2 separate regions of the Homo sapiens genome follow, and region 2 is linked to region 1. Evidence: read pairs that join two places in POLR2A ChIA-PET (ENCODE). Cell type or tissue: OCI-LY7. All regions are shown on one strand. Links, peaks and the distances in the headings refer to the core of each region. The heading gives the core; the rest is flanking DNA.

The links. ChIA-PET counts read pairs that join two places held together with the same protein. Peaks named below come from ENCODE experiments on the same cell type or tissue, not always from the same donor. Only the 100,000 strongest peaks of a DNase experiment are listed, where the experiment ranks them.
Region 2: POLR2A ChIA-PET joins it to region 1 with 11 read pairs; 4 of 35 experiments call an interaction of 5 or more read pairs at or near these places.

Annotation. Positions count from the first base shown.
Region 1 is chr9:109,898,073-109,914,139 of GRCh38, forward strand. All of the region lies in intron 3 of PALM2AKAP2 (PALM2 and AKAP2 fusion), which reads left to right. Among named protein-coding and RNA genes, the nearest start is that of PALM2AKAP2, 130 kb to the left of the region's middle. RefSeq lists enhancers at 8,972-9,051, 9,132-9,201. In OCI-LY7, for the core only: CTCF peaks have their summits at 5,667 (motif pointing right), 5,878, 7,224, 8,895 and 1 weaker place; DNase peaks (open chromatin) are centred at 5,679, 8,909, 9,449, 11,129 and 2 weaker places; H3K4me3 peaks cover 3,917 bases; H3K27ac peaks cover 7,223 bases.
Region 2 is chr9:109,999,576-110,015,642 of GRCh38, forward strand. All of the region lies in intron 6 of PALM2AKAP2 (PALM2 and AKAP2 fusion), which reads left to right. Among named protein-coding and RNA genes, the nearest start is that of C9orf152, 200 kb to the right of the region's middle. RefSeq lists an enhancer at 5,718-6,219. In OCI-LY7, for the core only: no CTCF peak of the experiment used is centred there; no DNase peak of the experiment used is centred there; H3K4me3 peaks cover 731 bases.

The DNA.
Region 1 (16,067 bases), core at 4,884-12,883:
AAATCTATTTGTGGATTTCTCTCTTCTCAAAGGAGAATTAATCAGAGAACAACTTTGTTGTTATTGTTGTTGTTGTCGTTTAAGAAAAAAAAGAAAGAATGAATGAAAGATCACATAGTAGCAGTGGTACCCTATTCACCTTGCAACAGTTGTACTCTGCGCACCTGCCCCAGGTTATAGCAACATCAAGGTCAAGCTCCCAATATTTCAAGTACAAATAAGACTTCACCTGTGCACAAACATGTGCTTACACACTTCCATCCTCCTGAATTTTCTTTCCAGACTGTTTTACAGATAAGGAAGCAGCTCTCAAAAGACCTCTCTCAGACATTTGAAAACACATTTTTTTTCAGAGTGCTAAATTCATGCTTCTTATTTTATATATGTTAGAAATAAACACATAAATAATAAACAGTCTTGCCTGGACTGGTTCATGTTCAATTCATAGGCACTGAGTATTCTTTATTAGGACATACTCACTATTGTTTGTTGAATTATTGCACTTTTAAGAAATCAATCTGAAGATTAAACATTAGGAGTCTCGATAAAAAACAAGTCTCTATACTTTATGAAGATCTTAGGAATTTCTAACTGACTTTGGAACAGCCATTTGTTAAAAAACACTTTCCCATCCCAAACTCCACTGACTCCATTTTTCTTCTGCACTAACTCTCCCTTCCTCCTCCCCCATATTTGGAGCAGCGTCTCTATGTCCCATTCACTCTCCTACACCTGCCAAATCACCAGTGACTATTTAGGGGCTAAGTGCAAAGGAGACTTCTAAATCCTCACTTTCATCAACTGTTGAGCAGCAACGGAAGCTGCTGAATGCTCCCTATTTCTTCTTGAAACACACTCTCTCCTTGTTTACTTGAGATGACACTATCCTTCCTCTGTCCATCTGGGAAATATTGGTGCTTTGAGGTTCTTGACTTGGGGCTCCTTTCTTCACTTCTCCCATTCTCTGAGTGACATTGTCTGTTCCCATGGCTTCTGAAATATAGGCATTCTTTGATCTAATTTTTTCTCCAGACCTACCCATATAGCCAACTGCCCCCTAACCATATCCATTTGGATCCCCCCAGACACCTATAACTCAGCATGCTAAAAATTCATTAGTCATTACTTTCTCTGATTGATTCCTTTTCATTGATTCTTAATCTCATTGAAAAACATCACCATGCACCCAGTTGCCCAAGTCTGAAATCAGGACATTGTCCTTGCTTCTTTTCACCCTTTCAAATCCTCTATCTAATCAGTAATTTTATATAATAAAAGGATTCTTGATTCCTTCTACACTTTTTCTTTCCCACTTCCATGACAGTAGTCCAGGCCACCATTATCTTTCATGGGGATTGATGCAAGAGCTTCTCACCTAGTCTCCCTTCCCCTAGTGTTGTGTCCTTCTGACCTAACCTCTGCCACCCAGCAGAAGTATCTTTCAAAGTTCATATTTGATGATGCTACTCTCCAGCTTCAAACCCTTTACCTGTTTTCCTTGGACTATAAGATAAAGTTCAACTTCCTTAATTTAGCTTAGAGAGTCTTTTATGATGTGACCTCCTCTTACTTCTCTGGCCTTGTCTCTCATAATTGTGTCATTCCATTGCTGACCACTCCAGCAACTACCTGCCATTCCTTGGATGTACCAAGCTCTGTCTGTGTCCCGTTCTTTGGATCTACTGTCCCTTCTCCAAGGAACGTTCTTCAGCTGCTCTTTATGTGGTTAACTCCTACTGAACCATCAAGTCTCAGCTGAGATACCACTTTCCCTGAGCCCTAAACCCTGGTTTAATGTTTCCTGTGGGCATATTTACCTTAGAGCTTACTGTGTCATAGTACATTGGAAGCTGATTTTTTTCTCTATCCTCCTCTAGCCTCAGCTGCCTAGGGGTAAACACACTACAGTGTTCACCCTTGTATTCTCAGATCTTAGTACACTGCCAGGCTCAATGGGTTTTCAAACATATTTACATAAAGAAAGAAAACAATGACAAAAGTGCAGATGACATGCCCATGGATACTCTGGACATAAATGCTTGTAATATTTCTCTCTGTAAGCGTTTCCAGTGGGAAGTTCAGCTTTTGTCTCAATTACTCTGATTGGCATGCAATCATGACAAGAAACTAAAGGAAGGAGATTGTTTTCTTGACATTTACTGAGAAGTATAGACAAGTACTGCCATGAACAAACATTCTTGCTAACAATTCTTGCTCTAAATTGGTTGATATAACATCCACTTGAGTCAAAATGATTAAGTAGGTATCCATTGAGTGTCATGCATCGCAATGGCAAAGCATTGGAGTTACAGAAAATAAGTAAAATCATCTCCCTTGCTCTTACAGATCTGACAGTCTAGGCACCCAATAGATGGGTAAACAAGTACTGAGAGATGTCATACTTGTCCTCAAGATAGTAGAAATTCAAGAAAGTAGTGACCATGGAGGACCTTAGGATTTGGGCTTTTACCCCAGTGGTGTTTGGCTGAGTTAATCTTTCTAAAATGTATTCATCATTCAATCAAGTGCTTCTTCTGGAGGCCAAGCATAATTAGAGATACAGAGATGAAAATGACAGTCATTACCCTCACAAGACCTATAATCTACCCAATAATAATGGGAGGCAAGCCTTTAGAGTTTTTTAATTTGGAGTTTTCAGAGATTTCCTGAAGCTTCTGGACTGACGTTTCTATTGTACTTGAGTCCCATCATTTGACATTAGAAGATCTCCTTCCAAGAAATATTTCTTACCACCAAAAGACAGTTAACTTTGACTTCAGACAGAACATTCTGGTCTGCACCCAGAACCTTTAATACCTGAATCTTTTAAATCAGTGATGGTCTCTTCTTCTAAAAAGTAAAAGGTAAATCAAATTCAGTATGTCTCAATTAATTGGAAGGGAGTTTCAAGCTCATAGGAAATGAACTACGAAGCCATGTTGGGATATGAACTGAATGGTTGCTATTGAGATGGAGCAAATGTACCTGGATATCATTAGGTGGAACCAGACTGGAAAATGGGGGTCCTTCCTTGACCTCAGTGAAGATTTGGCCCTTTCAGCCTCAAGTAGTATCCCAGCTCCAGAACTGGACCTGAGTTACTGGATAATGCTGTCATTAGGAAACTGTGACCACCTAGGAGTTGGACTGCTAAATGGGCAATGTCAGCAGGTTGTTACAGATACTCTATGCAGACCAAGCTTATTTGGCTCTTCTCAGCTCAGCCACCTGTTGTAAACAGCTGAGAGGGGCTTAGCTCCACGTGGAGGTTGTCACTATCTCTGGTATGTTGTCTCTCCCTGGGAACGGACATGAGTGTGGAAACAGGGAGGACACAGTTGATTCCTGCTTTCACTGAGTCACTCTGTCCATTAGGAGAAACAGTCCAGGCATGGCCAGCCAAAGGGAGGTTCTTCGCAGGATCTTCTGTCTCTTTGAAGATGGGATAATCTCAGGCCTAACCACAGAAGCAGTTCTGGAGAAGAGTCAGAATAGCAGATTGGAAACAGCTCACAGGGGCCTCTGAATGCTAAGTGGAGGGACTTAGAATTTATCCCAGAGGCCACAGAACACTATTAGAAGTTTCAGAGGTATAATAAAGGCCGTTGTGAGGTTAGGATGCTGGTTCAATGTCACAATTAGAGCAAGGCAGGAGGTAGAGAAGTCAAGGGCAGACTGGGAACCAGCTGGGCAGGCCACTCATTTTGGTTGAATTTGGCAAGACTGAGGAAGACAATCTACCAATAGAGGATGGATGAGAACACCAGAAAGCAAATAAAACAAGTCATTCAAAAATCCCAAGATCATCGTGGCTGGGCCAGAGAAAGAATCAGACAGAAGCAGCGCACGGCTCTGGAGAGTTGCAGGGAGAAGCATTGCTGCATCCGCTGTCTCCTTTTCTTTTTCTTTTTTTAAATATCAGCAATATCTTGGATCTGAATAGAGTTCTATCACAGATTAGGGTTTCTCTTTCCCCAGGGTTCCCAAAGACTGAGCAGGATCTTATTACAGATGCAGCGAAAAGGGTACGTTTTTCAGTATCAGACTGACCTCATCTGAATCTCAGCCTCACATCTCATTAACTACATGGGACCTTGGGCAAGCTACTTCACCCATCTGCAAAGTGGGAATCAATGATATGTATCTCATTTGGCTGTTGTAAATCTTAATCAAGTTAATATATGTAAAGTGTCTCATCAGTGCCTAGCGCATAGTGAGTTCCCAGCTTCTATAGCACCCTTTCATCTTTCTCTCCTTACAGCATCAGAGAGCTTGTCCTCTGTGGCTCCCGTTTCTCTCTGGCCAGAGGCAGAGCCTCCATGGGAGCATGGGAGGGATATAATCAGAACAGCAGCATTCTTTCATTATGACGTCAATTCAGCCATCCCTCAATTTACTGAGCCCCTGAAAGGCCATACAGTGAGCCATCATTGTAATGAAGTAAAAGTAGCTGGATACTCCAGGAAGCCCTTCTAGTGGCACTTTGTTAGGTGAGATGTGTCAGCATTGACTTCTTTTGTAAGTGCTACTTCTGTTGAATTCAATGCGTTGAAAGGTGGAATGCATTGATGAATGTATTCAGTGCCTTGGCCACTTCTCAGTTAGCTTTTAGAGTAGAGGACCTCATGGCCACATGACAGAGTCTAACTGTCAGTTTCCAGACATTTACTGTGCCCTTGGCCCTGCTTGGACTTTGGAAATCCAAAGATACATATGACCGACGCCTGCTCTGGGAGGAATTCCCTGTCCATGTGGAACACATCTATGCCCTTCTGGTCCAAGTGAGAAGAGAACATGAAGGAGCAAGTGTGCATGCCCATAAGTGCCGGTCCCTACTCAGTTCTCACTCAGTCCCACAGATACCCAGGTCTACTTTATGTAGGTCCTTGTGTTGGTTTCTGGCATTGCTGAGATGACAGAGGCCCCAGTCTCTGGAGCCTCAGAGATTTCATGGACACCTTTTTCTGCTTGAGCTCATGAGCCAGATATCACTCCTGGCCCAGGTCACTGGGTTACCAGATGCACGGGTGAAAGAGCTGCTCTTGAGCAAAGGGCCTGGGACACACATGCCGGAGAAGCATGGTGAGCCAGCCGCAGGGAGGAAGAGCACTTTGCAGGAGCATGCTGTGCGGGGTCTTGCTGCTGCTTTTCAGAAGCAGGAGAGCCATGAGCCTTGGGGTTCACATCAGCACCGAGACTGGCCTTTGGTGGCAGGGAGGATATGCGTACCGGGAGGGGTTGGCCATACTGGACCACAGGGCCACTGGTTGGGTTGTTCATAATTGATCTTTGGGGACACTTACTGCAACCCATTTATTAGGTGCCCCCTCTAAAGTGATGATCTCAATGAAGATGGTTCACATAGGCCCACTACTTCTAGAAGGCCCGAATCCCTGGACCTTCCCAACCACTTTTTCTCCCTGTTCCTGGGTTACATGGCTTAGCTGGATATTTTTGCACACAGCATTAAGGGCAAGTGCACTGTTCCTTTGAAAACAACAAGGGAACAAGGAGTTCAGTGTTGTGGACATTTAATGAACTTTCTCCTCCTAAGTACACAATACCAAATCAGCAGAATCACAGCTGTCTCCTCCCAGCTTTACCTAAATTCCCACATGTGCTACCTCAGTTAGGGAACTATGACTTCACCTGCCACTAGATGGCCCTCCATGTGCACATAAGCCGCTCCCACATAGCGAACTTGCATCAGATTTTCTGGATTTTTTTTTTTTTTTTTACATGTAGACACACATGTGCATACACAATCTTAACTTTTACCATCCTTGAAGCCAATAATCAACACTTTAGTTTTCCTTCTGGCATTCAAATGATAGAATGTATTCTCATTCTCTGGAAAATCAGTTTAACATCAGAATCTACAGATATTCCTGAATATTGTGGGCCACAAAGCACATATTAAGATGAATTTGAATTTATTCTATTAAATAGTATGCTTTGGTTTATCTTATAAATGCTGTATTTAACAGACTTGTTTCTAAATTAAATTTTTTTAAAGCACTGGAAGAGAAAGGAAGCACAAACATTTGAATAGTACTTGCTCCATGGAGGCGGGCAGTGTTCTGAGGTATTTTAAACATTAGCTCATTTAAGCTTCATAACTTTGATGTAGGTATTCCATATGCATCATTATAACCATTTTATAGATTGAGGAGAAAATCAGATTGCAGCATGAAAGGTGTTTAGATTCCCTTTTGCCTTCCTGTCAATTTTCTTACCTATAACATGGGAATAAAATAATCCCTAATTGCTGTGAAAGGATGTTGTAAACTCTAAAGCATTACACAAATGTTGTTATTATTATTATGACTTGGGTTTCATGGGAATATAATTTTCTTATGTGCTCAGGAGGCTTGTGATCATTCATTCATTCACATGAAAACATTTATGCAGGTCCCAGGTCATTGCCTCTGCATGAGACGTCTCATACCGAGATGCCTGTACTATTTCTAAAACAAATCTAGTCTGTCTTGAACTCTCTTATAGCTGAGGGTTCCAGGGAAGTTGCTGTGTGCTTTCAGCAGGTAATTCTCCCTTAGTCTCAGGATTTAGAAATGATGGATGTGGTAGGACAACTTCAGGGGTGGGACCTCTGCTGAACACAGAGGTGGCCGGTGCTGATTTCACATAAGCCAAGCCAGCGGGAAGAGGCAGGCTGTTTTTTAAAATTATTATTCTGGAGCACGATGTACTATCTCTGTATCCAAGAGTTCACATTTCAAGTGGACTATCAGATCATCTCTGTGACAGAGGGCTTTAATTAAAAGCATAAGTCTCTGGGTGGATTTTAAGTGGCATTGTTTTTCTTTGGACGTTATGCAAGCCACTTCTGTGCTGTAAAAGGGCTTTTAAAATTTGGCTTAAGGAAATTTGCTTTACCCCTCAGGCTTTGATCCCTGCGTGTGAATCATTTTGTATCTGGAGGTTCCAATTTGCAGTCTCCTGGGTGTAAGGAAAATTCTACCCTCACAGAACATTTTGGATTTGAAAACTGAGAAATCTGCATCATTCTCGACATAATAGCTGTTGTAAAATAGAATTAGGGCTGTTAAGTCTATAGGGATAAAGTTCACCAAAGAATATTTTAAACTTTAGTTTTAGTTCCTAAAGTTTTTGTCTCCAACTCCCATAATAAATGTACTGGGACAGTGACCTACCCACTCAACACCTGAAGCTCAGTGTTCTCTGCACTCAGGCCAGGTGGACTCAGCCATCGAGGCCATTGTCCCTGTCCAGCCTCCCAGGGGGCACGCATGAGCCAGGGCCAGGATACAGATACTTCTGCCTCAACACCATCTGTACCACCAGAAAAGGGCCCCAAAGGCCCTTCTCACTGCCATTTGTAAGGCAAAATGTCTCTATTTTATCTAAGACAGGAAAAAGGCAGAGAGATGCCAGAGAGAATGCAACGACTGTGCCCGTGAGAAACCAACAGTGCAGGGTGGCGATCTACCCGCAGCACATGCAGGATGCAGCGTTAGATGCTGACTCAGTTTCTCAGCCATACAGGAGAAAAGTTTCAGCATTTCTCAAACTCCATGACCATCCTTCAGTCGGCTACCCCAAGCCCCGTTTTGCTGCAGCCGGGTGAGGGCAGTAATGCAGCTCAGTAGGTTAAGGGGCCAGGCTGTCCTTGGACTTCAGATGATATCAGTTCAGTCCCTGGGACATCTTAAATTAGGGCCTCAAGCTTCAAATTCATGCCTTGGCCAACACGTTACCATAAATGATCACAGGGAGAAGAAACAGTCAGGCCAGGGATGGTGGCAGGTTCCTGTAATCCCAGCATTTTGGGAGGCTGAGGTGGGAGGATCACTTGAGGCCAGGAGTTCAAGACCAGCCTGGGAAACATAGCGAAACCCTGTCTCTACTAAAAATAAATAAACAAATAAACTTTTTTACAAAAAAGAGAAGAAATGGTCAGTTTACGTTGCATTTCCTTCTTTTCCTCAAGAAGAGGTGCCCCGTGGTGCCTGGGACAGCTGGGCCATCACATGGAAGTGGCTGAGAGGTGGGCTGGAAAGAAGAGGAAAATCCAGGGCTCCCACCAACCCCAGCCAATCTCTAGTCACTGGGCAACCTCAATCTACTTCTGGTCATAGTTTTACAATTTTGCGGGGGTAGGGGGGATGGAATCTTGCTCTGTCACCCAGGCTGGAGTGCAGTGGTGCAATCTCGGCTCACTGCAACCTCCAACTCCTGGGTTCAAGCAATTCTCCTGCCTCAGCCTCCCCAGTAGCTGGGATTATAGGCCTGTGCCACCATGCCTGGCTAATTTTTGTATTTTCCGTAGAGACGGGGTTTCATCATGTTGGCCAGGCTGGTCTTGAACTCCTGACTTCAAGCGATCCACCTGCCTCAGCCTCCCAAAGTGCTGAGATTACAGGCATGAGCCACTGTGCCCAGCAATAGTTTTACACTTTAATATTGCCAACTTTTTTTCAGCCCAGCCTGTGCAGCCACACAAATGCAAAAAGGTTAGCTTAGGAAGTTGTCAACATCATTATACTATAAAAATCAATAAATGGAACCTTCTTGCTTCCCACAGTAGTCCATGCTAAGCTTGGCTTCACCATCCCTTGCTTGGACAACTCCTAATTGTTCTTTATGGTTTCACTCTGTAACCCTTTCATACATCCAAATCCGTTCTTTTCACATCTGTCCACATGGTCTTTCTAGAACATAGCCAATCCTATCACTGACTTAAAGCAAACACATAAACAGGCAGACAGACAAACAAGAAACTCAAATGGCTTTCTGTTACTTTCCGAATCAGACTCATTAGTGTGGCATTCAAGAGCCATCATATCCTGAGCCTGATCCTCCCTGTCACTTTCTTTCCCTCATGAGTGCACTCAGATAGGCCAGTCCTACAGAGGTCCTCATTCACTCACTTGAGCCTGCCTTGCACATTTCTGCATCAAAGCCCCTTTGTCCATGTTATCATCCTAGCTTGAAATGCTGTCTGAACACCTCTATGCCTTGATCATTTTTCTCTTCAAGATCCTACTGACATGTTCCAACCTCCTGAAATCCTGCCCTGCCTCCCCACAAGCAGAGTTACTCAGACTCTCTTCTTTGCATTCCTGCAGCATTTTGGTCTTGCAATTTGAGCTCTACTGTGCACTGCATTGTAACTATTCATATAGCTTCCTCCCTCATGAGATGATGAATTTCTCAAAAGTAGAGACTGGGCAGCTGTTACTGAATATAGCCCAACACTTGCTTGATAATGCTCGATAAACATGAATGAGTGACCCAGAACATTTCAAACTTCCCTTCCAAGACCTGAAAGACTCATATTTCTGGGTGTTTTAAGCTCTGTGATTTCTGCTCTGGTCACCTGGGCCAGGAACTGCCTGCCTCTATTTTCATTTCAGGCCTTTCTCTCTCTGCCAGATGCCTTGATCTCTGAGCCGAGTATACCTTGACCCAAAGCCATGATGCAGCCCTCAGCTTCTGAGAGGAAGGGGTAGGGTTCAGTAGTTGCGCCTCTGAGAACATGACAGAGAACAATAGCAGGAAGCAGCCAAGCGGGAAACAATCAGCCCGGCACAACCCATGTGGAGGAGCTTCCTGATTGGCTTGATCTGGTGGGAGCAGGAACTCTTACAATAACTCTGGAATTATCCCAGTGGGATGACAAATTTCTCCACTGAGGAGAAGCTGTCACCTGGTAATGTCAAGCACGGAAAACACAGTTAGCAAAAAACAAAACAAAACCCAAGACAAAGTTCTCTTGAGGAAGAGCAGTTTGGATCAGTTGGAAGCCTCCCAGCCACTGCCATAGCACCCCATGCCGACCTCCTTCCTAGTCTCTGTTTCAGGTACAATTAAGTCGTCATCTCTACCTTCCGGATAGATATCATTCTGCCGTCCATGGCTCAAAGGTCAGAGGTGCTGTTTATTCTTTGGTGTCCTTTTGGGTAGTTTAGGGAAATCCATGCTGTAGGTGACCACAAGAGAGAATGTTCCCTTTTAGAACTATATTGATTGAGCACAGGCTGTGTGCAAATACTCTTCTAGGCACTGTGGATGCCATAGCAATACATGCTGTTTCTGCTTTCATAGAGCAGTGATTTCCAAATCCTGTGTATCCTATGGAAAGACCAAGCCAGGCAAGGGGTGGAGTGACAGGAGCTCCCAGTCAGCTTTCTCCTTAAACCACAGCAGCTCCCTTTGATCAAGATGTTGGAAAAGAAAAATCTACCCCAAAAAGAGGAAATGCTGAAAACATTTGGATTGGGAGTGGTTTCATTTGCTCTTAGGCAGGACACACTGCAGGGTAGCAGTTAATATTCTAGGCTCTAGCTACAAGCAGACCTGGGTTTGAATCCCAGCTCTGCCACTTACTGGTGGAAGGTCATAAGTTGCTTGAACTCTCTCAACCTCAAGTTCTTCATCTGTCAAGTGCGAATAACAGTAGTAGATATTTTACCAAGTGCAAAGAATTGAATAATGCTTACAAACCATTTAGCATATCATCTGGCATTGTCTATTACAGTAAATGCTCAGTAAATGTGAACTATTTTACCCCTGTTGTTTGACGTTAATTTTTTTTCAATGAATGACTCATTGAGATACTAACTCATGCGTCTTGAAAACACTACCAGTCTCTCCAGAGTAACCTCCAATATGGACAACAGGCAAAAATATGGTGATTATTCCCAGTTTGGGCATTTGTGAAAGATGTGGCTGAGGCTGTATGGATGCGTGTGCACACACACACACACACACACACACACACAGAGGCCGATGGGAAAATCTAACTCAGCAGGAAAGCTATCACAGAGCGCTGGATTTAGGCACAATGAGTAAACAGGGATTTGGAAGAGAGGAATGCACCACATAAACAATTTTCACAATCTGGTATGAAAGCCCAGATGCTTCCTGCATGAAGGGGTGAACTCAGAGAGCGTCACAGGGCAAAATGAAGTAAATGCTGAGACTGTCCATCATTCTGGCCCAATTCCTACATATCTGTGCATCTTCTACTTATGGTTTTATTTAGGTGAGAATAAATAAGAGTACCTCATAGTAGATAAGAATAGTACATTACACACGCGCGCACGCACACACACACACACACACCTGGGGTTAGATGAAATTGTATATTTGGGGAACTTGGGGTAAAGAGTACAGAGCCACACAGCAGTTACCTTCTGCATCCTCCTGCTTCAGAGAAAGCAAATAAGACCAGTTTCTTTTTAATCTGTTGTTTTTACTAAGTCCAGGATTGATGTTAATTTGAATTTGTTCTTTTAAGATTCATTTTTGACTGAAAGAACTGAGCCGGAAGGTCTGCTTGAGGCTACTTCCAGTTGAGAAACAATTTATGTGTTCATTGAGACAGTCATTTACTCAACCAACACTTACTGAGAACTTTCAATGAGGCAGGTTCCTTGCTAGATACAGGCCAGCTAGATGCTAGAAGCCATCATCAAAGGAAGATGAAAAAGTGATGGTAATTATCCTCTAGAGGTTTGTAAACTGGAGTTAGGGAAGGGAGCCCAAAATCCATGAATGAGTGATTAAAATACAGTGGGATAAAGTTGGTGGTAGAAATATGTCCATGAGATATGGCAGCAAAGAAGAAGAGCACCTTCATGGGAAAAGTCCAAAGAAGACTTCCATAAAGAGATGATACCTGAGCAGATGCTTTAAAAATGAGTAGTAATTACCCATGGGAAGGGGAAGAGAGAGAACAAGGGCAATCCAGGCAGAGGGGTGGTATGAGCAAAGTCATTGAGCCAAACAAGGAAATCTTCATTTCTGCAGGTAAATGAGAGGCTGGGAGTGTGTCATATCCATGAGCTTTAGCAGAGAGCCCATGAGGGGTTTTCAGCAGGGGAGTGCTATTGTGGTGTGTCTAGGCACATTCTGGATTTTAGGGTGATGGGGCTGCATAGAAGCAGAGAGATTGGTTAGAAGGTTGTTGCAGGCATTTAGGAGAGAGCCTATACTAGGGCTGAAGAGAAGCAGCTATGAAAAGAGATTTGTGGGGCAAATTGGCTTGGTGGCTAATAAGACACTTAGTTGACCTGGTGACTAATAAGATACATGTACGTGATGATAGTAAGCGAGGGTCAAGCCAGAGGTGAAGACAACATCTAGGTTTCCCTCCTAAGTAGAATGGATTAACGGTGGTACCAGCATCTGAGCTAGAGAATAGGGAGGAGCAGCTCTATGGAGAAAGATGAGTTTGGTCCTGTATATGTTGTGTATGTGGACCATCCGGGTGGAGACATTCAAAATACAATTGTACATAAAGGCTGGAGTTCAGGAGAGATGCTGAAGATATAGTTTGGATAGATTTAAGCATGTTCGGTAGGAATTAAAGCATGAGGCTGGACATGAGTAGCCAAGAATTAAATGTTAATCAATAAGAACAATAAAACAAATAAACCTTTAGTGGTAGAGTAGGAGAAGAGGTGCCCATATGGAGAACATGGCGTCATGGTCTCTTCATCATGGAGGAAGAGTGATCAAATATGTTTTTAAAAACGAAGAAGTCAAACAGATCCACACCAAAGAGGGTCCGCTGGACGTGGCAGTCATGGACTTGACTAGGAGCAGACGCAGCAGGGCATGAGGGCAGAGGGACTGAGGCTGAGGCATGGACTTGACTAAAAGCAGATGCAGCAGGGCGGTGAGGGCAGAGGGACTGAGGCTGAGGCATGGACTTGACTAGGAGCAGACGCAGCAGGGCGGTGAGTGCAGAGGGACTGAGGCTGAGGAGGGGTCAGGATGTGAGGATGTTGAGGCAGTAAGAGATGACTGGCCTTGGGGAAGTCTGGAAGAGGGATTCAGCAGCAACTAGAACAGGATGCAGGGTCAAGAGAAGTTCACTTATTTTTAGTATGGAAAGAGATAATTCTTGTTTATTGACTAGCAGGAAGGAGGCATCTTGGAGAGAGGTGAAGACACAGGGGAGAGGGGATAGTTAATGGGGTATCCTCCCAGATCAGTCTGCACAAGCTCAGGTGCAGGGGTGGAGGCGCTGGCCTTCAACAGACAGTCTGAGTCAGAGGCTGGAGGTCAGAAGGTGTGGCTGGATGGGACTTTTTCTCTTCCTAGAAAAAAGGGACATTTTTAGGGGGAAAAGGAGGGGGTTTAAGCTATTGAGAAAAGTACTGCTTTGAAATGAAATAATCTCACTTTCCTGTAATCAAAACTCTTTATTTCTGATGAAACAGACTCAAATAAGAATCACAACAAAGAAATCAGTGCTCAGCTCAAGCCTGGAAATGATTTCCTACACGGAAATCCACTTGCACAGATTCTGATAGTGTGAGTCATGTGATTCCAGATGGAGTAAATACACATGAAAAGGAGAGAAAAGCTGGTGTCTCCATGGGCTGAAGCACACTTATGGAGAGAGAAATTTTCATTTATTTGTATTTGGGCTTCAATATGATTACATCACCATCAATAATGAAAAGTGCTGCCATGTCCCAGCTGTATACTTAGATCAAGATATAAATCAGTCCAATATTGTTCTTTTTTCTCACTGAATATCTAAATTTGTATATTTGAGGGGAAAGTAGAAAAACCAAGCCAAGATTTTAAAAATTACATTTACTATCACCATCTCCAAGTTACATTCACTATAGAATCCTTTAGAAGCATGTTCTTGGGTAGCTTTGCTTTTTATGCACTCAACAAATATTTATTGAGCATCTGTATGTACAGGGAAGAATGTGAGGTACAGTAACACAAAATATATAGTCCTATCTCTTAATAAGCCTGCACTTGGGAGAAGGTATAGATAGGGTTGGGAAGGATAAATATATTTTTAACACTCTAATACAAGGCAGAGTGTACCAAAAGTTAGAAATGCTGTGGAGAATCAGAATGAATGAACATACCAGGCTGGGTTGGGGGGCTGGGGGAATTATGGAAAACATTCCTAAAGAGATGTAATTTGATTTGGGCTTTTATTATGATATCTGTTTTCAGACAATGGAGTTGAGAGTGGGGAGTCCTTCCTGGCTTTGTCAGGAGCAGTTTGAGGTCTTGGCTGAAGACAGGAAGGCATAAGGCTGGAAAGGGGTGGGAGCAGAACATGGAGGGTGTGAACTTCCAGCCGAAGAAGTTTGATGGGGTTTGGGAAGGAGGTGAGAGGGAGCCACCAGGAAAGGATGTGAGCTGGACCTTTGGAATTCTTAAAGGGACCCTTGTCTTCTCTGCCATATTTCTGTCTCAGGGATGACGTGAGGAAAAAAAAAAAAGAGGAGGAAATGGGCTTGAGTTTCCACTGACACCTTACAGTCAAGGAAGGCCCTGTTCTTTCATAAGGAAAAGTGGAAATCCTCTGTTTACTTAAGGGCCATTAACATGTTTTCATATTAAAATACCAAATGATCTGCCGTGACTCCAGATAGACTCATCTAAATAAAAGGAAGCTGTTTCCTTACAAATTGAGTCACAAAGGATAAATATTTGTGGAGTGCCATAGAAACAAATGCGCTGTCTTCCTGAAATGTGGAAAATGAATTTTGTAGCATTGATTTGCATGAAAACAATATTCTTCCCAGTGTTCTACCTAGAATATTGAAATGGAGGTATTAAGATAGATGATAGATAGGACAGATAGATTGCTAGAGAGCTAGATTAGATAGATAGATAGATAGACAGACAGACAGACAGATAAGATAGATAGATCGATGAGGTTAAATATTCTTAGGATGGAAGAAGGGGTCAGATAATCACATCTCAGACAGATCTGGAATTCCAGGCAGCAGGAACTAATGAAGTGGTCTCTTCAGAGTTTTACCATGGGACGAATTCACCCCCGATTAGTTTTTATTCTTTGAGTCACTTCTCTCAAGACAAAGATCTTTGGGCAAGAGTTCAGTTGGCCTAGCTTAGATATGTTTCTACTCCTTGGCCAGGGATGTGAGCCTTCTGACCAATAGTTTCACCAAATCTACAAGGAACCCTAGAGAGACTTTTTTCCCAGTGGAGGAGCTGGATGTTGTTCCTAAAAGAAAAGGGCAGAGGGACCCTGGGCAGGCAAAATTTTCAGCTGCCTGCCACCTTAGCCCCTGTCCCCACACTCACTTCTGAACCACATGTGATCAGTCTTCTCTTCCCACCACATAACTGAAACTTCAAGGTCATGGGTGAGCTCTATGTTGTTAAGTCTTATTTATAGGAGCGATCAGCTCGCTGCACTGCAAGGCTGGAAAGGTGTTTAAAATGTATACTTAGGCATGTCTTGGCTCTTTCTGATATAATTCAGCTGGCAAAGGCTCTGGCAGGAAGCCAGACGGACACAAATAGCGCACCAAAGAGATGCTAAGACATGGGTGATTATAATTGTGCAAGGAGTAGAAACTTCTCTGCTGAGACTTTGGATGTGGCAGAGATTTGGGGAGTAGAAGGGGGGCAAAGCACAGTTCCAGCCAACCCCATTTACAGGCGTTGATTAGCAGTAATGAATTCACAACCTTGCAATTGCTCATTTTTTTTTCTTCTGCTGCTGAGTCATGGATAAGACTCTAAGCTCTGATTAGCTGTGATCCCTAATTCTCAGCACAATTCTAAGAGCATTCCTTCAAATTCAACAATATGTGGTAAGTGTCTTGTATTAATTAGGATTCCATGTGGATGCAAGGAACAGAGACCCACAATAACAGTGGCTTAAACAAGATGCTTATTTCTTTTTTTTTTTTTTTTTTTGAGACGGAGTCTGGCTCTGTTGCCCAGGCTGGAGTGCAGTGGCGCAATCTCGGCTCACTGCAAGCTCCGCCTCCTGGGTTCATGCCATTCTCCTGCCTCAGCCTCCCGAGTTGCTGGGACTACAGGCGCCCGCCACTACGCCCAGCTAATTTTTTGTATTTTTAGTAGAGATGGGGTTTCACCATGTTAGCCAGGATGGTCTTGATCTCCTGACCTCGTGATCCACCCACCTCGGCCTCCCAAAATGCTGGGATTACAGGCGTGAACCACCGCGCCCGGCCAAGATGCTTATTTCTCCCTTCAATAAAAATCCACAGGTCTGCAGTTATGTAAACATCCACAGGCATGCAGTTAAGAGCTGTTTG
Region 2 (16,067 bases), core at 3,518-11,517, 100 kb after region 1:
CCCAAAACTTCCTGCCCAGAACTAACACTTCTCATTTAACAAACACTTGGATGAGACTAACTGTGTATAAGCCCAGTTCCTGCCCACAGGTGCTTTGCGTGGAGAACGGCCCGCTGAAGCAGCATCGACCAGGAAGCACCATGAGACACATGTCAGGGCTCTCCCTGCCTAGGCCCTAATTTGTGTCCCACTAAATGGGGCCATGATCAGAACTGTGAGTTCCCAGCAGAGGGTGGAGGTGGAGATGCCACACTGGGGCTGAGCTAAGACACCACCAAGGAGGAGCTGGCAGCAGAAGGCTGAGTCCCAGGATCCCCTGTGTACTTAGCTTACACAAATTTGAGTGTAGATTCTTCCTTTTCTTTCCTTTTTTTTTTTTTTAAAGACTGAAATTTTTGTATTTATTGAATGGACCATTCCATTTTTCTCTATTTTTTTTCTTTTTTTAATTATACTTTAAGTTTTAGGGTACATGTGCACAACATGCAGGTTTGTTACATATATATACATGTGCCATGTTGGTGTGCTGCACACATTAACTCGTCATTTAACATCAGGGATATCTCCTAATGCTATCCCTCCCCCCTCCCCCCACCACACAACAGGCCCCCGGTGTGTGATGTTCCCCTTCCTGTGTCCATGTGTTTTCATTGTTCAATTCCCATCTACAAGTGAGAACATGTGGTGTTGGGTTTTTTGTCCTTGCCATAGTTTGCTGAGAATGATGGTTTCCAGCTTCATCCATGTCCATAAAAAGGACATCAACTCATCATTTTTTATGGCTGTATAGTATTCCATGGTGTATGTGTGCCACATTTTCTTAATCCAGTCTATCATTGTTCGACATTTGGGTTGGTTCCAAGTCTTTGCTATTGTGAATACTGCCGCAATAAACATATGTGTGCATGTGTCTTTATAGCAGCATGATTTCTAATCCTTTGGGTACATACCCAATAATGGGATGGCTGGGTCAAATGGTATTTCTAGTTCTAGATCTCTGAGGAATCGCCACACTGACTTCCACAATGGTTGAACTAGTTTACAGTCCCACCAACAGTGTAAAAGTATTCCTATTTCTCTACATCCTCTCCAGCACCTGTTGTTTCCTGACTTTTTAATGATCCCCATTCTAACTGGTGTGAGATGGTATCTCATTGTAGTTTTGATTTGCATTTCTCTGATAACCAGTGATGATGAGCATTTTTTCATGTGTCTTTTGGCTGCATAAATGTCTCCTTTTGAGAAGTGTCTGTTCATATCCTTCGCCCACTTGTTGATGGGGTTGTTTGTTTCTTTCTTGAAAATTTGTTTGAGTTCATTGTAGATTCTGGATATTAGCCCTTCATCAGATGAGTAGATTGCAAAAATTTTCTCCCATTCTATAGGCTGCCTGTTCACTCTGATGGTAGTTTCTTTTGCTGTGCAGAAGCTCTTTAGTTTAATTAGATCCCATTTGTCAATTTTGGCTTCTGTTGCCATTGCTTTTTGTGTTTTAGACATGAAATCCTTACCCATGCCTATGTCCTGAATGGTATTGCCTAGGTTTTCTTCTAGAGTTTTTATGGTTTTAGGTCTAACATTTAAGTCTTTAATCCATCTTGAATAAATTTTTGTATAAGGTGTAAGGAAGGGATCCAGTTTCAGCTTTCTACATATGGCTAGCCAGTTTTCCCAGCACCATTTATTAAATAGGGAATTGTTTCCCCATTTCTTGTTTTTGTCAGGTTTGTCAAAGATCAGTTAGTTGTAGAAATGTGGCATTATTTCTGAGGGCTCTGTTCTGTTCCATTGGTCTATATCTCTGTTTTGGTACCAGTACCATGCTGTTTTGGTTACTGTAACCTTGTAGTATAGTTTGAAGTCAGGTAGCGTGACGCCTCCAGCTTTGTTCTTTTGGCTTAGGATTGACTTGGCAATGCAGGCTCTTTTTTGGTTCCATATGAACTTTAAAGTAGTTTTCTCCAATTCCGTGAATAAAGTCATTGGTAGCTTGAGGGGGATGGCATTGAATCTATAAATTACCTTGGACAGTATGGCCATTTTCATGATATTGATTCTTCCTACCCATGAGCATGGAATGTTCATGCTTTTGTTTGTATCCTCTTTGATTTCATTGAGCAGTGGTTTGTAGTTCTCCTTGAAGAGGTCCTTCATGTCCCTTGTAAATTGGATTCCTAAGCATTTTATTCTCTTCGAAGCAATTGTGAATAGGAGTTCACTCATGATTTGGCTCTCTGTTTGTCTGTTATTGGTGTATAAGAATGCTTGTGAATTTTGCACATTGATTTTGTATCCTGAGACTTTGCTGAAATTGCTTATCAGCTTAAGGAGATTTTGGGCTGAGATGATGGGGTTTTCTAGATATACAATCATGTCATCTGCAAACAGGGACAATTTGACTTCCTCTTTTCCTAATTGAATACCCTTTATTTCCTTCTCCTTCCTGATTGCCCTGGCCAGAACTTCCAACACTATGTTGAATGGGAGTGATGAGAGAGGGCATCCCTGTCTTGTGCCAGTTTTCAAAGAGAATGCTTCCAGTTTTTGCCCATTCAGTATGATATTGGCTGTGGGTTTGTCATAGATAGCTCTTATTATTTTGAGATACGTCCCATCAATACCCAATTTATTGAGAGTTTTTAGCATGAAGGTTGTTGAATTTTGTCAAAGGCCTTTTCTGCATCTATTGAGATAATCATGTGGTTTTTGTCATTGGTTCTGTTTATATGCTGGATTATGTTTATTGACTTGCATATGTTGAACCAGCCTTGCATCCCAGGGATGAAGCCCACTTGATCATGGTGGATAAGCTTTTTGATATGCTGCTAGATTCACATCAAATAAAATACTGATGTGCCAGTATTCTATTGAGGATTTTTGCATCGATGTTCATCAGGGATATTGGTCTAAAATTCTCTTTTTTTGTTGTGTCTCTGCCAGGCTTTGGTATCAGGATGATGCTGGCCTCATAAAATGAGTTAGGGATGATTCCCTTTTTTTCTATTGATTGGAATAGTTTCAGAAGGAATGGTACTAGCTCCTCTTTGTACCTCTGGTAGAATTCAGCTGTGAATCTATCTGGTCCTGGACTTTTTTTGGTTGGTGAGCTATTAATTATTGCCTCAATTTCAGAGCCTGTTATTGGTCTATTCAGAGATTCAACTTCTTCCTGGTTTAGTCTTGGGAGGGTGTATGTGTCGAGGAATTTATCCATTTCTTCTAGATTTTCTAGTTTATTTGTGTAGAGGTGTTTATAGTATTCTCTGATGGTAGTTTGTATTTCTGTAGGATTGGTGGTGATATCCCCTTTATAATTTTTTATTGCGTCTATTTGATTCTTCTCTCTTTTCTTCTTTATTAGTCTTGCTAGCGGTCTATCAATTTTGTTGATCTTTTCAAAAAACCACCTCCCGGATTCATTGATTTTTTGAAGGGTTTTTTGTGTCTCTATATCCTTCAGTTCTGCTCTGATCTTAGTTATTTCTTGCCTTCGGCTAGCTTTTGAACGTGTTTGCTCTTACTTCTCTAGTTCTTTTAATTGTGATGTTAGGGTGTCAATTTTAGATCTTTCCTGCTTTCTCTTGTGGGCATTTAGTGCTATAAATTTCCCTCTACACACTGCTTTGAATGTGTCCCAGAGATTCTGGTATGTTGTGTCTTTGTTCTCGTTGGTTTCAAAGAACATCTTTATTTCTGCCTTCATTTTGTTATGTACCCAGTAGTCATTCAGGAGCAGGTTGTTCAGTTTCCATGTTGTTATGCGGTTTTGAGTGAGTTTCTTCATCCTGAGTTCTAGTTTGATTGCACTGTGGTCTGAGAGAGTTTGTTATAATTTCTATTCTTTTACATTTGCTGAGGAGGGCTTCACTTCCAACTATGTGGTCAATTTTGGAATAGGTGTGGTGTGGTGCTGAAAAGAATGTACATTCTCTTGATTTAGGGTGGAGAGTTCTGTAGATGTCTATTAGGTCCACTTGGTGCAGAGCTGAGTTCAATTCCTGGATATCCTTGTTAACTTTCTGTCTCGTTGATCTGTCTAATGTTGACAGTGGGGTGTTAAATCTCCCATTATTATTGTGTGGGAGTCTAAGTCTCTTTATAGGTCTCTAAGGACTTGCTTTATGAATCTGGGTGCTCCTGTATTGGATGCATATATATTTAGGATAGTTAGCTCTTCTTGCTGAATTGATCCCTTTACCATTATATAATGGCCTTCTTTGTCTCTTTTGATCTTTGTTGGTTTAAAGTCTGTTTTATCAGAGACTAGGATTGCAACCCCTGCCTTTTTTTGTTTTCCATTTCCTTGGTAGATCTTCCCCCATCCCTTTATTTTGAGCCTATGTGTGTCTCTGCACATGAGGTAGGTTTCCTGAATATAGCACACTGATGGGTCTTGACTCTTTGTCTAATTTGCCAGTCTGTGTCTTTTAATTGGAGCATTTAGCCCATTTACATTTAAGGTTAATATTGTTATGTATGAATTTGATCCTGTCATTATGATGTTAGCTGGTGATTTTGCCCGTTAGTTGATGCAATTTCTTTCTAGCATCGATGGTCTTTACAATTTGACATGTTTTCGCAGTGGCTGGTACCAGTTTTTCCTTTCCACGTTTAGTGCTTCCTTCAGGAGCTCTTTTAGGGCAGGCCTGGTGGTGACAAAATCTCTCAGCATTTGCTTGTCTGTGAAGTATTTTATTTCTCCTTCACTTATGAAGCTTAGTTTGGCTGGATATGAAATTCTGGGTTGAAAATTCTTTCCTTTAAGAATGTTGAATATTGGCCCCCACTCTCTCCTGGCTTGTAGAGTTTCTGCTGAGAGATCAACTGTTAGTCTGCTGGGCTTCCCTTTGTGGGTAACCTGACCTTTCTCTCTGGCTGCCCTTAACATTTTTTCCTTCATTTCAACTTTGGTGAATCTGACAATTATGTGTCTTGGAGTTGCTCTTCTCGAGGAGTATCTTTTTGGCATTCTCTGTATTTCCTGAACCTGAATGTTGGCCTGCCTTGCTAGATTGGGGAAGTTCTCCAGGATAATATCCTGCAGAGTGTTTTCAAACTTGGTTCCATTCTCCCTGTCACTTTCAGGTACACCAATCAGATGTAGATTTGGTCTTTTCACAAGTCCCATTTTTCTTGGAGGCTTTGTTTGTTACTTTTTATTCTTTTTTCTCTAAACTTCTCTTGTCACTTCATTTCATTCATTTGCTCTTCCATCACTGATACCCTTTCTTCCAGTTGATCGAATTGGCTACTGGGGCTTGTGCATTCATCACGTAGTTCTCGTGCCGTGGTTTTCAGCTCCATCAGGTCCTTTAAGGACTTCTTTGCATTGGTTATTCTAGTTAGCCATTCATCTAATATTTTTTCAAGGTTTTTAACTTCTTTGCCATGGGTTCGAATTTCCTCCTTTAGCTCGGAGTAGTTTGATCGTCTGAAGCCTTCTTCTCTCAACTCGTCAAAGTCATTCTCTGTCCAGCTTTGTTCCATTGCTGGTGAGCTGCATTCCTTTGGGGGAGGAGAGGTGCTCTGATTTTTAGAGTTTCCAGTTCTTCTGCTCTGTTTTTTCCCCATCTTTGTGGTTTTATCTACCTTTGGTCTTTGATGATGGTGATGTACAGATGGGGTTTTGGTGTGGATGTCCTTGCTGTTTGTTAGTTTTCCTTCTAACAGTCAGGACCCTCAGCTGCAGGTCTGTTGGAGTTTGGTGAAAGTCCACTCCAGATCCTGTTTGCCTGGGTATCTGCAGCGGAGGCTGCAGAACAGCAGATATTGGTGAACAGCAAATATTGCTCCCTGATCATTCCTCTGGAAGTTTTGTCTCAGAGCAGTACCCGGCTATGTGAGATGTCAGTCTGCCCCTCCTGGGGGGTGCCTCCCAGTTAGGCTACTCGGGGGTCAGGGACCCACTTGAGGAGGCAGTCTGTCCATTCTCAGATCTCCAGCTGTGTGCTGGGAGAACCACTACTCTCTTCAAAGCTGTCAGACAGGGACATTTAAGTCTGCAGAGGTTTCTGCTGCCTTTTGTTTGGCTGTGCCCTGCCCCCAGAGGTGGAGTTTACAGAGGCAGGCAGGCCTCCTTGAGGTGCGGTGGGCTCCACCCAGTTCAAGCTTCCTGGCTGCTTTGTTTACCTACTCAAGCTTCAGCAATGGCAGGCACCCCTCCCCCAGCCTCGCTGCCGCCTTGCAGTTTGATCTCAGACTGCTGTGCTAGCAATGAGCGAGGCTCTGTGGGTGTGGGACCCTCTGAGCCAGGCGTGGGATACAATCTCCTGGTGTGCCGTTTGCTAAGACCATTGGAAAAGTGCAGTATTAGGGTGGGAGTGACCCGATTTTCCAGGTACCGTCTGTCACCCCTTTCCTTGGCTAGGAAAGGGAATTCCCTGACCCCTTGCACTTCCCAGGTGAGGCAATGCCTCACCCTGCTTCGGCTCATGCTTGGTGTGCTGCATCCACTGTCCTGCACCCACTGTCCAACAATCCCCAGTGAGATTAACCCAGTACCTCAGTTGGAAATGCAGAAATCGTTTGTCTTCTGCGTCACTCATGCTGGGAGCTATAGACTGGAGCTGTTCCTATTCGGCCATCTTGGCTCCACCTCTTTTCTTTTTTTTTCTTTCATTCTTTCTCTCTATATCTCTTCTCTTTCCTCTTTCTCTCTTTTCCTCTCGCCTGCCTGCCTTCCTTCCTTCCATTTTCTCTCTCTCTCTTCCTTTCTTTCTTTCCTTTCCCTCCCTTTCCTTCCTTCCTTCTCTTTCTTTCTTTCTTTCTTTCTTTCTTTCTTTCTTTCTTTCTTTCTTCTCTCTTTCTTTACAAGATCTTACTCTGTCATGCAGTGTTGCAAACACAGCTCACTGCAGCTTCTACCTCCTGGGCTCAAGTGATGATCCACCTGCCTCAGCCTCCCAAGTAGCTGGGAATACAGGCTTAGACCTATGCCACCATGCTCAGCTAATTTTGTTTGTTTGTTTTTAGAGATGGGGTCTCGCCATGTTGCCCAGGCTGGTCTTGAATTCCTGGGCTCAAGTAATCCTCCCACCTCAGCCTCCCAAAGTGCTGGGATTACAGGCATGAGCTACCATTCCTGGCCCTGAGTGTGTATTTCTAACTAAATTAATGAGAACGAGAGAGAAAAAAATATAAATTTATATAACATAAGTGATTCTGCCTGCCATTCCAATCTACATGTGCATCCTCTTGTGACAGACTGACTCTACTAAGTGCTTAGCTGATGGCCCCCTACCTATTCCTGTCGTTGCTAGTCAAGATCCTGTTTCATTCCTTTTTTCATCCTCCAGGTGGCCACATCCTCAGGGAAGGCTGAGACCTTCCTCAACCCAGGGTTTATTCTTGGTTCATTAACTCCAAGCCAGTTTTGATGATTCTATTCCCTTTCCCTTATTGGTTTAGGAGTAGGTTTATGCTGTATTTTTGATCAGTGAGACTTTGGGGGTTCAGCTTTGGTGAGGGGTAGGGGGTGCTTTGGGGAAAGCTTCTTTTTTCTTAAAAAGGGAGGAGAGGAGAATCCTCCCTTTTCCTGTCTCTGAACATTTTAATGACACATGGAACTTCTGTGTCCATCTTGGGACATCAGAGAAAAGCCAGGAGAATTGCAGAGAGGTCAAACTGAGGCCATCAGGGCATTGAGCCACTGAATTAGCCACCTCTGGTGCCATACTACCTTGGGACTTGTTATATGAGCCAATCAATCCTCTGTTGTTTAATGCCCCATTAAATAATCTTTCTACCACCTGCAGGTAAAAGCATTCTAAATGATACAGTATGAGGATGACTGTTCCCACAGTTGGTCTCAGCATCTTGTATCTCTCAAAATCTGAGCATCAACAAATCCCAAGAAATTCTAGAGTTTCAAGATACATATTTTTGTACAACATGATTCTTAGTACAAGCCAGCAACATCATCTGGTATTTAACATGAGAAAAGGAGGTCTGTTCCTAAGCTGGAACTTTTGGGTTTTAGTGAGGTATGACACTATATTGTACTTATTGGGAGATTTAAGGAATTTTCAAGGGGAGTTTTGACTATGCAAACTTCTGCCTTTTCTCTTTAGAACCTAATCCTTTTCTGAGATGCCACTGTAGGGAACTGAAAGGAACTTTCCCTTTCACCCTGTGAAGGTTCACTGAAAAATCAACTCACGAAAGGCTAATAATTGGTGGAAAGACGTATAAATTTATTTAACATGTGCATGGGAGCCTTCAGAAGGAATACCCAAAGATAGAGGTGAAATTGCCCATTTTTGTACTTAGTTTCAACAAAGTTTGGACAGCCATGTAGATCTAAAAAGGATATAATCTAATGTTAATAGACAGTGAGGAAACCCAGCAAGGCCTGTCTGTCTAGATTCTTCTTCAGCATGCATCCTCTAAGCATGCATTCCTTCCTTCTGAGTGTGAGGCAGGACCCCTTCTGGAATGGGGGCCTTATGACTATAGTCAAATTAGGTAGGTCAGATAATTTTTCATGGCCAGTTGTTACACAGAAAGGTGGTGGGAAAGTTTGAGTTATACCTGTAGGTTTTGTGGCTGGCTCTGGGGGAATAAAGTGTTCTGGTTTCTGTGACTACCCTTTGGGGAACAGGGGTTCTAGTTTCTACGGCTAGCCCTGGGGAAGAATGAGAATGAGAGACAGGAGGACAGAAGAATGTCAGAGAAAAACTGTTGTTTCTGAGGTTTTCATTTTAGGGTATGTTTTCTGAGTCCCAACACAACTAAACCGTGCAACTGGGCACAGTGGAAACAGAGAGTGGCCCAAAAGAAGTATAAAGTATGAGCCATTCAAGACCAGCCTGGGCAACATGGTGAAACCTCATCTCTACAAAATTAATAATAATTATTATAATAATAATTAAATTTATTTAATAAAAAAGAAAGTATGGGCCATTATAACCTGGTTGAGGAGAAAAAACTTAAATGGCAGGATTGATTTTGAGGCTAGAACACAGCAAATTTATCCAAAGGAGTCTCTATCATGGGACTTGGAGGTTGATGGGGAAGGCGAGTCTAGAAGGACTCCTTCTTCCCATGAGGCTGGGCTAGGCTATGCTGGTGTAATAAACAATCCCCAATCCTGTGGCTTCAAACAATAGCAGTTTAGTTCTCACTCATATTACATGGCCAAGGTGGGTTGCTTGTGTCTCTGTGCTGCATTGCCCTTACACTGGGGCTTAGGCTAACAGAATTGCCACTATCTAGGATTGCCAGTTGCTGTGGTAGAGGGGCAGGGTCATGTGACCAGTTCTGGCCAATGGGTGTGGGCAGCAGAGACATCTATTACTTCTGGGCTGGAGCATTTAACTGCTGATGTAGGACACCTTGCTGCCCACATCCAATGGCCAGAACTGGTCACATGACCTCAGCAACTCTAAGGAGGCCAGGAAGTGAAATCCTGTTACATGTCTGCAAGGAGAAAGAACTGGGAATATTTGCATGAGCGGCATTAATGGCCACCAGTCACCCTCTTTGTCCAGTGATCCATCTAAAATCTGTGTAGACAATGAGCGAGAGCAAATTTCCACTCTCTTGCACATTCGGGTCCATTCAGACTTGTCTTTCTCTCTTACTCTGTTTTCACGTGGTGGTGCCTGGTGATTACAGGGAGTGTGGGTACAGTCAGTGTCCTTCCATGCGTGCCACTCTCTCCCTCTGAGGCTTTGACCCTTTAATTTTACTTTTACTTTTATTTTATTTTTAGTACTAACCAAGGTCAGAGCTAAGGAAGTCACCCAGTGATTTTTTCTGGAATGCCATCCATTGCTGCTTCACCAGGTCTCTTTAGCCGCCTGACGCCTTCATTGTTTACTGTTACATTGTCTCCCTTTGTTCAAAGATGCAAAGTTGGCCGGGCGCGGTGGCTCACACCTGTAATCCCAGCACTTTGGGAGGCCGAGGCGGGTGGATCACGAGGTCAGGAGACCGAGACCATCCTGGTTAACATGGTGAAACCCTGTCTCAACTAAAAATACAAAAAATTAGCTGGGCGTGGTAGCGGGCGCCTGTAGTCCCAACTACCCCAGAGGCTGAGGCAGGAGAATGGTGTGAACCCGGGAGGTGGAGCTTGCAGTGAGCTGAGATCACGCCACTGCACTCCAGCCTGGGCAACAAAGTGAGACTCTGTCTCAAAAAAAAAAAAAAAAAAAGATGCAAAGTTATTTTGTCTACAGGGTACTCTACTCAAACCCTCATGGCTTCCTGCTACCAGCCCAAATCCCTCTCCCTGCAGATCCTCATGTGTGTCCCTGGCTTCTCCAGCTGGGGCCTGAACTCAGCTCCTTTGTTCTGGTGGCACACCTCTGTCTGCCCTCACATGCACTCTTCCCAACAGAAGTTAGTAGCAGAGAGGGCAGCCATGTAAGTCAACAGAGCACGCCCTGTGAATGGAGACACAGATGTTGGCGCTAAGGAATTGGAGCCTGGGCTAATGGACTTATTCCTCTGACTGTGCAGCTAGGTGAGAGGGTGTATAAAAAGCAATACAAAAAATGTTATGGTGGTTGATTTCATTTATTTCTGAGAGGTCTTTATAAAACTGTCCCTGATGGATATTTATAAACATAACCTCAGCTACAAGTAGACAGGTCTCAATTTCTCCTATCGCAGGGAAATGCAAACTTATTCTCTTCTTTCCTCAAGGTTTGGTCTTGTATTTTAAAAATGGAATAAAGATTGTAGTAATGTTGCTAGGGATTATAGGAATAATATAAATGTAATTTCTCTTCTCAAAGACATTATAAGTAAGAATTTCAGCAAAGGGAGAAGAGGAATGTAAGAGGAAAATGGTTGTTTGAAAGTGCAGTATATAGAAGTATAATATCTATTTCTATATATAGAGATAGAATATACAATTAATATACATACTATATATATAATATGTATTATACATACTATATATGTATAGAATAGTTAATATAGCAATATATAATATAATTATATAAATTCTCTACATATATAAATTCTATATATAGAATATATAAATTCTCTATATTTCTATATGTTCTATACATTCTATTCCATATATTCTATTCTATTTATATATTCTATAAATATATAGAATACTTAAATTTATAGAATACTTAAATATATTTTAAAATACTAAAGTATATTTATAGAATGTATATACTTTTGGGCTGGGTACGGTGGCTCACGCTTGTAATCCCAGCACTTTGGGAGGCCGAGGCAGGTGGATCACCTGAGGTCAAGAGTTCGAGACCAGCCTCAACATGGAGAAATCCTGTCTCTACTAAAAATACAAAATTAGCCGGGCATGGTGGTACATGCCTGTAATCTCAGCTACTCAGGAGGCTGAGGCAGGAGAATTGCTTGAACCTGGGAGGCGGAGGTTGCCATGAGCCAAGATGGTGCCATTGCACTCCAGCCTGGGCAACAAGAGCGAAACTCTGTCTCAAAAAAAAAAAAAAAAAAATATATATATATATATATATATACTTTTGTATATAAGTATACAAAAGTATATTTATAGAATATATAAATTATATATTTCTCTATATATTCCATATATATTCTCTGTCTAGAATATATAAATGTATATATGTGGAGAATATGTGTAATTTTTTATATGTATGGAATATATATATTAATTTATATATGGAGATAATATATATAGGATTTATGTATATTTCTATTATATATATATATACTTTTTTCCCCAAGTTCTTAGGTCAGATTCTTTATATAGGTTCTTCCCCTACAACCAGAGGAAACTGTGTTTTTATAACTAATAATAGAAATACATCAGCCTAGAATATGTGTCTTTTACAATTGAACATCTAAGCTTTGCAAATGTTGGTGCTATAGTTATAAACCATGGATGTTAGTCGAGGGGAAACTCTTCTCCGGAACTCAAACATGAAAGCTGATGTTAAAAGTCATTGCTAAAATTCTAGAGCTGAGGGGATTACAAATCAGCATTCTAAGCTATCCTCCTACCCACTGGTCCAATGCATTACATGTTGGCAGAATGGAAATCATTTTGGAAAAGGGAAGTGGCATTTTCAGATGTATAAACATCTTCCTATAAAGAAGTGTCTGTCATTTTCTATCTCCAAGTTCTCAAGAAGACAGGGTCTCCTGCCCCTTGGTATCCAAATAAAATTGGCCTGTAGTCTACTGTGCGCAGTGTGTGGGTTAAGTGCTTTCTCCAAGATTCTTAGCATTGTGTCCTCCTTCGACTCCACATTCTCCGGGAGCTCCCATGGGCACACAGCTGCTCTCTTGTTTCCATCCCCAAGTCCAAGTGGGATGTCATTCAGCTTCCAACAGACAACTCTAGCACAAGATACTGGTGTAGAACAGATCTCCACCATAGGTACGAGAGTGAGGGAAGAATTACATCATGACACAGCATAATAAATACTTTAAAATGAATTTGTAAACATTGCTGTTCTGAAAAGCCCTTTTTAGGCTGGGCACGGTGGCTTATGCCTGTAATCCCAACACTTTGGGAGACTGAGGTGGTTGGATCACTTGAGGTCAGGAGTTAGACCGGTCTGACCAACGTGGCAAAACCCTGTTTCTACTAAAATTACAAAAAGTATCCGGGCATGGTGGCGGGTGCCTGTAATCCCAGCTACTTGGGAGGCTGAGACATGAGAATTGCTTGTGCCTGAGAGGCGGAGGTTTCAGTGAGCCGAGATAGTGCCACTGCACTCCAGCCTGAGTGACAGAGCGAGACTCTGTCTCAAAAAAAAGAAAAAGAAAAAGAAAAAGAAAAGTATTTTTTTATTACCCCCTGGTAATTTCTTACTGCCAATTTTTGCCCTAATTTCTTTCAATTTCTTTCCCTCTTCTGACTGCACCTCTTCCTTCTTATCTTCCTTCTGTGATGTGGGACCCACATTTTCACACCCAAATGGTCCATAGAGTTGCTTTGTTCTCCAAAATACAGTTTTCTCCTTGGAAGGAATTTTACCTCTAGCTTTTAAAATAACATTTCTGTTCTTACAAACTTATCATCAGGATTAATCACATTTTTAAATTAAAATGTTATTACTAAAACACTTAAAACTAAAATAGCATTTTTAAACTAAAATGCTATGTCTGTTTTCTCTCACTCTTGTTATGAAATGTTTCCTAATGTGAAGTGTTTTCTTGATGGAAGACTAAAATATTGAGACAACATATATATTTATGTCTCACATCTCCTTCTTATGGCCATATAGCCTTTAATAAAGGTAGTGTTGCTTACAAAAGGAATGATTGTATAATAGCAGAGAAAAAATTCTTTCCAAAGTGAAATAATAGAGATGATAGAGATGAAAACCAACACTTGTGAATGAAACTTTTATATGCAGAATTATATTAGCATAGTTAAAGGTAAAAATACTTGATCCATAATGATTTTCATTTATAATTTTGGTTATAGATTGTATCTATTAGCTATTGTTACAATAATGCTGCTTGACAAACCATCCCAAAACTCATTGGCTTTCGTTGTCATGCATATGCAGTTGGCTGGGGCTTGGCTGATCTAGACCTGGCTTGGCTTCCAGGTGCAGATTGGATCCAGATCTGCTCCCCAGGACTCTCATCCACTTGCAGGCTGACTGGGGCTTGTCCTTCTCATGCTGTAGCAGAGTGCAAGCCTCACCTCTTAAGCCCATTTCAAACCTTTGCTTGCATTATGCCCTCTAACATCCCTTTGGCCAAAGCAAACATCAGTGAGACAGGGAAGATCATTTCTCCCACAGCAGGAGAGGAGGAGAATGAATATTTGCTGAACAGTAATTCAGACTCTTACATAAGTGAAGTATCATCTGATTGTCCATCATGCCCAACATCTGTGTCTCTCTGCCAGCCAAATCCAACAGGTATCAAAAGTGGCTTAAAGCAGGAGGGGTTATTAGTCGGTTAAAAGCAAAGCATGTCAAGGAAATAATCTATTCATGTAGGAGCAAAGATTTTTCTTCTATAAACTTGCATTTAAGATAAAGCTGACAATCTCCTTGCAGCAATTCCTTGAGAAGAAAGTGTAGAACAAGGCACAACACTCCTCTGACCCAATTCCTGCAACCTAGTCAGAGAGGACAACTATTTGCACCATGAATTGAATTATAGCCAAACAGGTCTTGAGTAATTCATTGTGCATATATCCTATGAAATGAAGCTCTCAAGGACCCAGAATGTAAACTTTAAAAAGTAACCAGTGTTAATACATTAAAATTTCATTAATTTCGTATTAATTTACTTAAAGCATCATGTAATTTCAAGTAATTATTAGTCATTCATCACCTTTTGTTCAGTTGATTCTTACTAGAAATGCTGGAGTATGGCAATCTTACACATCTCTGGGTTCTTGATTTAGCACAGAGGCTGGTAGAGTACATCTCATGGGACAAACTAGCTGTTTTTGTAAATAAAGTTTTATTGGAACATACTCATGCTCATTTGTTTCTATGTTGTCTGTAGCTGCTTTCACTCTACAAGGGCAGATTGAGAAGTTGCAACAGAAATGCTATGAACTCAAAGCCTAAAATATTTACTATGTGACGAGCAGAAGAAAGATGGCCAATCCTGATTTAACATAATGCTAGACAGTTGAAATTTTGGAATTTGGGTTATTCACACAGTTCTGGGATGAATATTGTTCTTGAGCTATCCTTAGATAACTATCTAAATACTTAGAGAAAAGTATTTTTTTAGGAAAATCAATAATGTAAACAAATATTACACAGATAATTTTAACCTCCTTAAGAAAATAATCTTTTTAATACATTAGGTTATGAGCACTTATTTCTAAACAGTTATTATACCAATCATAAAATTTGTATTTGCTTGTTAAAGGAGACTCTGAAAAACTCTATCAAATATTGCTTTATTAACCTTTAAGGAGATGATTATTCTTGCAATAAACCTACGGTTTTTAAAAATATACACTTGCCAGTTGGGCACAGTGGCTCACTCCTGTAATCCCAGCACTTTGGGAGGCTGAAGTGGGCACATCACGTGAGGTCAGGAGTTCGAGACCAGCCTGGACAACATGGTGAAACCCTGTCTCTACTAAAAATACAAAAATTAGCTGGGTGTGGTGGCACATACCTGTAATCTGAGCTACTTGGGAGGCTGAGGCCAGAGAATCACTTGAACCTGGGAGGTGGAGGTTGCACTGAGCCAAGATTGCACCACTGCATTCCAGCCTGGGCGACAGAGCGAGACTCTGTCCTCTGTCTCAAAAAAAAAAAAAAAAAAAAAAAAATGTATATATATATATATATATATATATATATATATATATATATATATACACACACACACATATATCTTGCCATTTCTTCAAACTTTTCACCAATGTAGATCATTTTAACTCTATTCACGTACATAACTGCATCTGAATTAGTACAATTTTACTATATTGTGTTTAAAGATATTTCAAAACACCACACTGGCCCCTGATCTTTTCTTTGATATTAGAAAAAACAAAATCTTGTGTCTTGCCGGATGTCCACTCTTGGAGACAATCGGGTAGCTTTAGAAGAAAGAAACATTAGCATTTCTAAAGACTTGGAGAGAGAACATGGGCAGATTTTAAAAGTGACGACACATTCTTAGTTATTTCCAGTAGATATATTGAGAACACAGAAAAATCTGGAGTCATATCTATTGGGTATTGAATTAGATGTGTGTATTTCTGTGTTCTGGGATTCACTTTAAAGCCCCAAATGAGTCTCAATATGAGGCCTGAACTGGAGAAGAAGAAGAGTTCGTGGAGAAGAACAGAAGGGTGGCTTACACCTGTAATCCCAACACTGGGAGGCCAAGGTGGGTGGATCACCGGAGGTCAGGAGTTCGAGACCAGCCTGGGCAACATGGTGAAATCCCCATCTCTACTAAAAATACAAAAATTAGTCAGGTGTGGTGGCGGGTGCCTGTAATCCCATAATCCCAGTTACTTGGGAGGCTGAGGCAGGAGAATTGCTGAGGCAGGAGGCGGAGGTTGCAGTGAGCCGAGATCATGCCATTGCACCCCAGCCTAGGCAACAAGAGTGCAACTTGGTCTCAATAAATAAATAAATAAACAAACAAATAAATAAAAA